Linked DNA regions of Homo sapiens: region 2 is linked to region 1. Evidence: chromatin contacts called from ENCODE Hi-C or POLR2A ChIA-PET data. All regions are on one chromosome and are shown on one strand. The core of a region is the stretch at or near the end of the contact, and the rest is flanking DNA. Distances in the headings are between cores, read along the strand shown. Region 1 overlaps MAP3K5 (mitogen-activated protein kinase kinase kinase 5). Region 2 has its middle 14 kb from the start of IFNGR1.

The links. A loop is a pair of places that touch in the nucleus more often than their neighbours do. ChIA-PET counts read pairs that join two places held with the same protein, here RNA polymerase II (POLR2A). Pooled maps may share reads with other maps.
Region 2: a loop to region 1 is called in a pooled map, with 2.3 times the contacts of the local background. The contact joins two enhancer-like sites. A Hi-C loop is called at or near these places in 1 of 37 single-sample maps with no recorded cell type and 1 of 50 pooled maps. POLR2A ChIA-PET finds 5 or more read pairs at or near these places in 3 of 52 experiments (BJ, CD8-positive, alpha-beta memory T cell and activated naive CD4-positive, alpha-beta T cell).

The regions. Positions count from the first base shown.
Region 1 is chr6:136,749,956-136,753,666 of GRCh38, reverse strand. The region is part of intron 1 of MAP3K5 (mitogen-activated protein kinase kinase kinase 5); the gene reads left to right. Among named protein-coding and RNA genes, the nearest start is that of MAP3K5-AS2, 32 kb to the left of the region's middle. RefSeq lists enhancers at 698-747, 1,940-2,039. Within about 2 kb of position 1,891, at least 11 of the 41 ENCODE cell types and tissues checked have a DNase peak (open chromatin) inside an H3K27ac peak, as active enhancers do.
Region 2 is chr6:137,231,999-137,235,709 of GRCh38, reverse strand. No RefSeq gene overlaps it. Among named protein-coding and RNA genes, the nearest start is that of IFNGR1, 14 kb to the right of the region's middle. Within about 2 kb of position 1,574, at least 24 of the 41 ENCODE cell types and tissues checked have a DNase peak (open chromatin) inside an H3K27ac peak, as active enhancers do.

The DNA.
Region 1 (3,711 bases), core at 642-3,141:
ATTTGTGGAGAGTGAATAAGCATTCAGTGGATACTTTTTCACCTGACCCAAGAATAATTAATTTTCAGGTAATTTAGAGTCCATCAATTTAATACCATGCCTTTTTAAAGTATTTTAACAAGATTATCAAAATGCTTTCTGGTCCTTTTAGATTCCGGAAAAAAAAAAATACTATCTGTGGTGATGTTCCCTTGCTGCCACAGAATTTCCCTTTCTATAATTTATAACTTGGCAAGGCCAAGAGAGATTCATGCCCCATCCTTACCATTCTGCATGCTGTACCAAAAAAGGTGTTTTCATCAACACCATGTTGCTGCCTAATGCTAGGTTCGTATACTTTTGTGGTAAAAGAAAGTCGGGAATTCCTGTGTTCACTTGAAAAAAAAGCAGTAAAGGCCTATTATTGTTTTAATGGACTGACAACTCAGATGTATTTAAATACAGTCTTCCCATGTTAAAAACAAAAGTACTTAAAGTGTAGACATTCTTTTTTTATGCATCTGTGGGTCCTAAAGTGTGTGTTAGAAAAATGTCACCCAATAAACAGGCAGATAAATAAATTAATAGTGGGTTCCTGTTGGGATAAGTACCAGGAAGGAAAGAGAAAGTGTTGGAGGGCACAGAGGTAGGCTAGAGCTAGGGATTATAAATTTGGGGGTGGGGCATGTGGGCAAGAACTATGGGGTGGTGGTGTTGGTAACCAGGCCTGAGTGGTGTGAAGGAGCCATGCAGAGATCTGGGATGAGCATGTACCAGGCAGAGGGAGCAGAGTCTGCCTTCTAAAAGCTGACCTTTGCACTTGCAGCCTGACCCCTTTCTCTTTCCCCTCCAGCCATTGTCCCAGCCACGCTGAACTTCTGCCCTTTCACAGCTCTGTGCTTTTGCATAACTGCCTTTATCTGGAGTGCCCTTCATCTTCTTCCTGGAGTAAAGTCACACTCAGAACCCAGCTAAAGGCTGGGCCCAGTGGCTCACACCCATAATCCCAGCACTCTGGGAGGCCGAGGAGGGCGGATCACCTGAGGTCACGGGTTTGAGACCAGCCTGGCCAAAATGGCGAAACCCCATCTCTACTAAAAATACAAAAATGAGCTGGGTGTGGTGGCACGCGCCTGTAATCCCAGCTACTCGGGAGGCTGAAGTAGGAGAATCGCTTGAACCCAGGAGGTGGAGGTTGCAGTGAGCCAAGATCACGCCATTGCACTCCAGCCTGGAAGACAGAGCGAGACTCCATCTTAAAAACAAACAAACAAAAAAACCCAGCTGAAATGGCAGATATGACCCACCTTCCCACCCAGCTCCCAACCTTCCTCCTCAGGAAGAGCTGGGCTCTCTGACTGTGTTGTTTCCTCGGCACCATCCCTGTTTCTAATACAGCCCTTATTGATTTGAAAGGTAGGTGGTGTGCTTAAAAGTCTCCTCCCCCACTAACTGTAAGTCCCTAAGAACAGGGACTATGACTTGATCATCTCTGTAGTGCCAGGGCCTAGAACCTTGCCTGGGACAGGGTAGATGCTAACTCATTGTGGAGTGCATGAATGAATGAGGGAGAGAGGGAACGGGAGAAGGAGGGATGGAAGTAGGAATGAAGGGAGGCAGAGAACCAATGTAAAAATTTTTTTTGAACTCTGAAGCACACTGAGAAAAAGGCTCTAGAATGAAAAGTAAATTAAGATGACTTAAAAAATAATACCAGAGATGTTTCTATAAATTTAACTAGAATCCAACTGATTACTGTGGTCACTGGGATTCTATCAAGCCATAAATCAAACTGAAAGTTCACCTATGTCTCAAGGGTGGCAACCTTCCGAAAGTAGGAGTGGCTTGGCTTCGTTCTTTTAAGTTCATGTGTTTTCGATATTTTACATGTTTGGTGGCTTCGATTACAAGAATGCAAGCCTAAATCTACTTTCTGTATAACCACATCCCTTTAGCAGCCTGCATTAGCAAATCATACTCTGGGCCAGAAAAAGAGAAGCATACCAATATGCTTTCTTCCTCTTAAGCAGTCTTCACAGTTTTTCTAGGCTGAGGTCACATCTTTAAACTTCATAAAACATTACTGCCTGATTGTTGAGTGGGATGGGAAGGGAGCGTTTAATTCAGCACCTGCAAGCTGCAACTGCCAGCAGATTTCTGCATTCAGAGGCATTTTGGTGTTTGTGTATGCATAGGACAGAAGGAAGAAATAAGCAGGCCTTTATCAGTATGTTCTTTTCTAAAGATCATTACTAGATTTGACCAAAGTTCTCATAACTATATTTAACAGTCTATCAGTGCTTTCTTGAGTGTTTCCTTAATGCTAGTAAATTCTAACTCTCACAAATTCCCATGGGCTACAGCAGTGCCATCTGGAATTTAGTTCCTTTTACTAATCTGTGATTTAAACATCAGAAAGATATTGCCATAATTCCCAAATAAACACTTAACATGTGTGGGAAGGTTCAGGATAATGGGCCTTCTGATGACCTAATAAAAAATGAAGGTGGTAAAATCATAAGCCAAAAAAAAAAAAAGCAGCCAGAGCCCACAGAGAAGCAGAGATTATCAGCAGATTTGTGCAGAGAAATCTGCATTAGAGCAAAAGAATGCTACTCGGGGATGAAGTGGTGAAAAAGTGGGGAAAAAAACAACTCACTGGGGTTATAAGTCATGAGAAAATTTGACCTCAGAAGGGTCCCAAAAGAGAGGAACGTATTCTCTGGTTAGTCATTCTGATGAGCTGAGTTGAAAAGTTATTTCAGAAAAAATTTCTGAAGAAACTCAGAACTTTTGACATCCCGAAATACTAAGTAGGAATATTTGTGGAAATTTTTGCATTTTGTAGTTGATCCTTAGGAGCAGGAGACAATTGTGTAAACACACTGCAGGACTAGGACTCAGGATGACTTTCTTTAGAAGGAGGAAGAAGATGAAATGTGTGAGAATGACAGGATTTTCACAAGTTTAAGACCTTTCTCCAATTGAAACGAAAGATAAATTAGGGGAAAAGGCTGAAGTTTTTCATCTAGATTCAGAAATGCTTTCAAAAAGCAACACATTCTAAATCTATCTAAAGATGCCACATGATCTTGTCGAAACGGTAATTTGACAAATTATTTTTAACAACAAAAATACTCAAGTGCTACATGAACAATTCACCCCTTCATCGTTGAAGAGAACTGCTGGTTCTCAGCAGTCCTGCAAAACACCTCACTGGCATGAGAAGAGGTATTTATGGTCTTTTAGAGATCTGCAGGAAATGTTTTTGAACTAATCTGTATTAACTACTGAAAAACTGGCAGGACAAGGCTGGGTGCGGTGGCTCACGCTTGTAATCCCAGCACTTTGGGAGGCCGAGGCAGGCAGATCACTTGAGGCCAGGAGTTCGAGACCAGCCTGGCCAAGATGGCGAAACCCTGTGTCTACTAAAAATACAAAAATTAGCCAGGCGTGCTCGTGCACGCCTGTAATCCCAGCTATTCAAGAGGCTGGAGCAGGAGAATTGCTCGAACCTAGGAGGCGGAGGTTACAATGAGCCGAGATCATGCCACTGCACTCCAGCCTGGGTGACAGAACGAGACTCCATCTTAAAAAAATAACAAAACTGGAAGGACAGAAGGCCAATGGGGTGTGGAGAGAGGATGACCACACCTTGTCTCTAATTTCTGCTTTGATGAGTACCTTGGGCAAGGGCATTTGGATAATGACTGGTTGTTTGCGGGTTTATAT
Region 2 (3,711 bases), core at 325-2,824, 480 kb before region 1:
AGGCAGAGGATTGGTTGAGCACAGGAGTTCGAGGCTGCAGTGAGCTATGATTGCACCACCGCACTCCAGTCTGGGTGACAGAGGCAGATCCGTCACTAAAAATAGTAACAGTAATAATAATTTTTTTAAAAATAGATGCTAAAATATAATATTAAGCCAAAATAAGACAGAATTCAAAGTTAAATACACAGCATACTTAGCTATGTAAAATTTTTAAACATTTCATATAAAAAGTATTCCAAAAAAATAGCCAAAAATTATAATAGTAGGTCTCTATAGGTGATGAGATTATGCTTACTGGTTTTCAGGTTTTTTCTCACACTTCCCTGTACGTCCAAGGCTTTGCACATGAGAATAAATTGAAAACAGTATTAAAACGTACTTTAAAAAAATTGATGTTCAGCAAAAGAATCTAGACACCAGACTACCTAAAGTAAGATTCCACTTATATAAGGTACAAAACAGGAAAAACCAAGCTCTGCTATTAGAAGTGAGGACAAGGGTTCCCTGTAGGCTAAAGAGAAAAGAATAGCAGGGAGTATAAAGAGGACTGGGAGCTGCTGGTTACTTAGATATTCTCAGTTTTTGAAAATGAATAATTATATTCACGTATGTGCACTTTTCTGTATGTATATTATAATTTGCTCAAAGTGATTTTAAGAAAAAGTATTATAGTTCTCATCCCAGAAAGAGGCAGAAGTGGATATTTTAAAGATCCTAGAAGTCTTCCTAAAACTATGCCCACAACTAACATTGCCCAATTAATTAATCTATTTTCTTGGTTGAGAACTTAATTCATACCAACAGAACAAGCAACCAAGTTTCTTTTAAAAAGTTCAGGACTTAATATACTAACCAGTCCTCCAGATTCTCACAGATCATACTAAATACCCATAAGAGCATTGAAAGGTTGGCAATGAAATGCCTACTAAACAGGTGTATGCATTAAAGAATTAGGCTACAGAGAGTGCGCCACTGCACTCCAGCGTGGGTGACAAAAAAAAAAAAGGCTATAAATATGACTCATCTACATGTTTCTACTGGTGAAAAAACTCACTGCCATTTCCTTCCTCTTAAGGAAGTAAGGACGCCTTTTATAGCCCTTTCTCGCAGGTGGATGGATGGCTGGAGGAGAAAGAGGACAGTCAAGCAGAAAAGGAAAAGAAAAGTGATGAACCTCAGTGGGGTTTGTCCAATTAAGCCACATCTGAATATAAGTAAGAAAGGATTCCTGAAAAAAAATACATGTGTACCAGCTACTTATACAGAGGTAGTCAATTAAGGACATAGTATAGAAAGCAAACTGCAATGTTAAGAAATAAAAAATAATTTTTAACCAATAGGTATTCTTAACAAAAAGTTGTTAAAATGAGTAAGAGATGTGGCAAATAGAAAATATAATAGGAAGAATGTGCATTCAAAGACAGAAGGGAAAATAAATACTTGGGTGTGCTTTCTTCCCTTCCTCCACTTCCTTGTTTTCACCATCAAGAAACACTGATCCTCCTCCTGAAAAGTCCCCGAGATATAAAACCTTGCTTCCTCAATCTTGAAGCAATGACTCATCTTTTTAGCACAGCTCTCCCCTTTCCTCTTCCCACGATTCAAAGTCCCTTCAATTGAAGGCAGACCAGATTATTTGGCAACTTTAGAAGACAAGCTTTCTTTTCAGGAGTCAGAGCCAAAGGGATTTCCCTGAGGAAAATACTAACAGGAAATGTGCACCAGTAGAAGGAGACTCAGAGACCTGGCCGAATCCTGCCTGCAGGACAGGCCAACTGAGTCACCTGGCTTGGGACTTTGGGAAGATCAGTTAGTTGGTCTGCCTCTCTGTGACCACATCTACAAAATGATAATAAATAACATTGGTGTGCTGCCTACTGCTTACACTTGTGGGAATCCAATAATACAATGGTTGTTTAAAAGTACTCCCTACATTGTACAGCACACAGTGATGAGTTCCTGTTACTATTATTACATCAGGAGTCAGTACTGATAGGTAGTCCACAGGCTCAGATCAGCTGCAGTGTGAAAGATGAACAGAAAAATTAGATACAGTTCCTAGACCAGGGCTCCCAAGCTGAATGCCTTTGATTTAAAATCAGGCTGTCTCCAAACCTTTTGCCCAGCACGGTGGCTCACGCCTGTAATCCCAGCACTTTGGGAGGGCAAGGCAGGCGGATGGCTTGATCTCAGGGTTTGAGACCAGCCCAGGCAATATGATGAAACCCCAGTTCTACAAAAAATAGAAAAATTAGCTGGGTGTGGTGGCGCATGCCTGTAGTTCCAGCTACTAGGGAAGCAGTGGTGGAGGATCGCTTGAAGCCAGGAGGTGGAGGTTGAAGTGAGCCAAGATTGCACCACTGCACGCCAGCCTGGGCAACAGAGTGAGATCACAAAATAAATAAAATAAAATAAAATAAAATCAGGCTGTGACAACTGTCACTCTCTACATGTAGCAGAAACTGATTCATGGGTAAAAATCAGAAGCTGTACAGTGGCTTCTTTAATCATGGACATGGCAACAGAAAAACAATAAAACAATTGCTCCGTAGCCCATGGTGCTCTAGTTCCTGCTTCCTTTCCCAAGGCCCAACCTTTGGAGTCCCTGATATAAATTGAAATGCAAATGAATTAAAAACAACATCAAAAATACTTTTAAAAAGCATGGCTGTTTAGCAAAAGAATCTAGACACAAAAAAGTGCATACGGTAAGATTCCACTTATCTCTGCCCCCACCTCCTTCCAACAAATTTCAATTTTGGACTAAAATAATTTACAATTTAAAAGCCTCATAGTGTTGCAAAGGAGGGCTAGACGGAGGACCTAGAACCTAGCACTTCCTGGTGCAGTCACTGTCAGGGTGAGGCACTGCAGTGACCTGCCGACTGAGGAAGACTTGGCCAAAAAGAACAGGCAATGGAGCTGAGCTGAGAATGAACGAGGATCAGATGGCAGGCTGTTGCAGTGACCAAGCAGAAGTGCCCAAGGCCAACACAGTGACCACAGATATGAGGACAAAACGACAAACATGAAGGACATTATGTGCTAGTCCAGCAGATTTTAATGCAAATCACATATATCATTTTACATTTTCTATTAGCCCCTTTAAATAAGTATAAAAGGTATAAAGAAATAGGTGAAAATAATTTTGGTCATATATTTTATTTAACTCAATATATTCAAATTATGATCATTCAATGTATAATTGATATTTTTTAAACATTAATGAAATGTTTTATTTTCATCTTTTGTACATACATCTTCCAGAGCCAGTATGTATTCAACACTTACAGTTCAACACCGTGAGGGCTAGCCACATCTCAAGTGCTCAGAAGACACATGTAGCTAGTGGTCATCATCGTGGACAAGGAAAGCCTAGACTCTTAAAATACCTTTAGATGTTTTAGTCTATCTCATTTCATAACCTACAAACTGGACCAGATTTACTGATTTTTAAATCAAAATCTTTGACTCTTAAAAATCGATTGTATGTCCAGTCCATTTCATGTTCCAAAATCTTCCACTTAGAGAAGAGTCCGCTCACATGAATTGGAACTAAAAGCAATGTTCACCGTGAGTGTTCTAGCTAAAAAACCACAAAATCCCTAACTCGTCTTCACTGCTGAGACATTAACACACTTCTAACCACAGAGCTGAAAAAGCAAATCTTTTGAAGTGATAATGAGGCAATGATTAGAACTTAACACC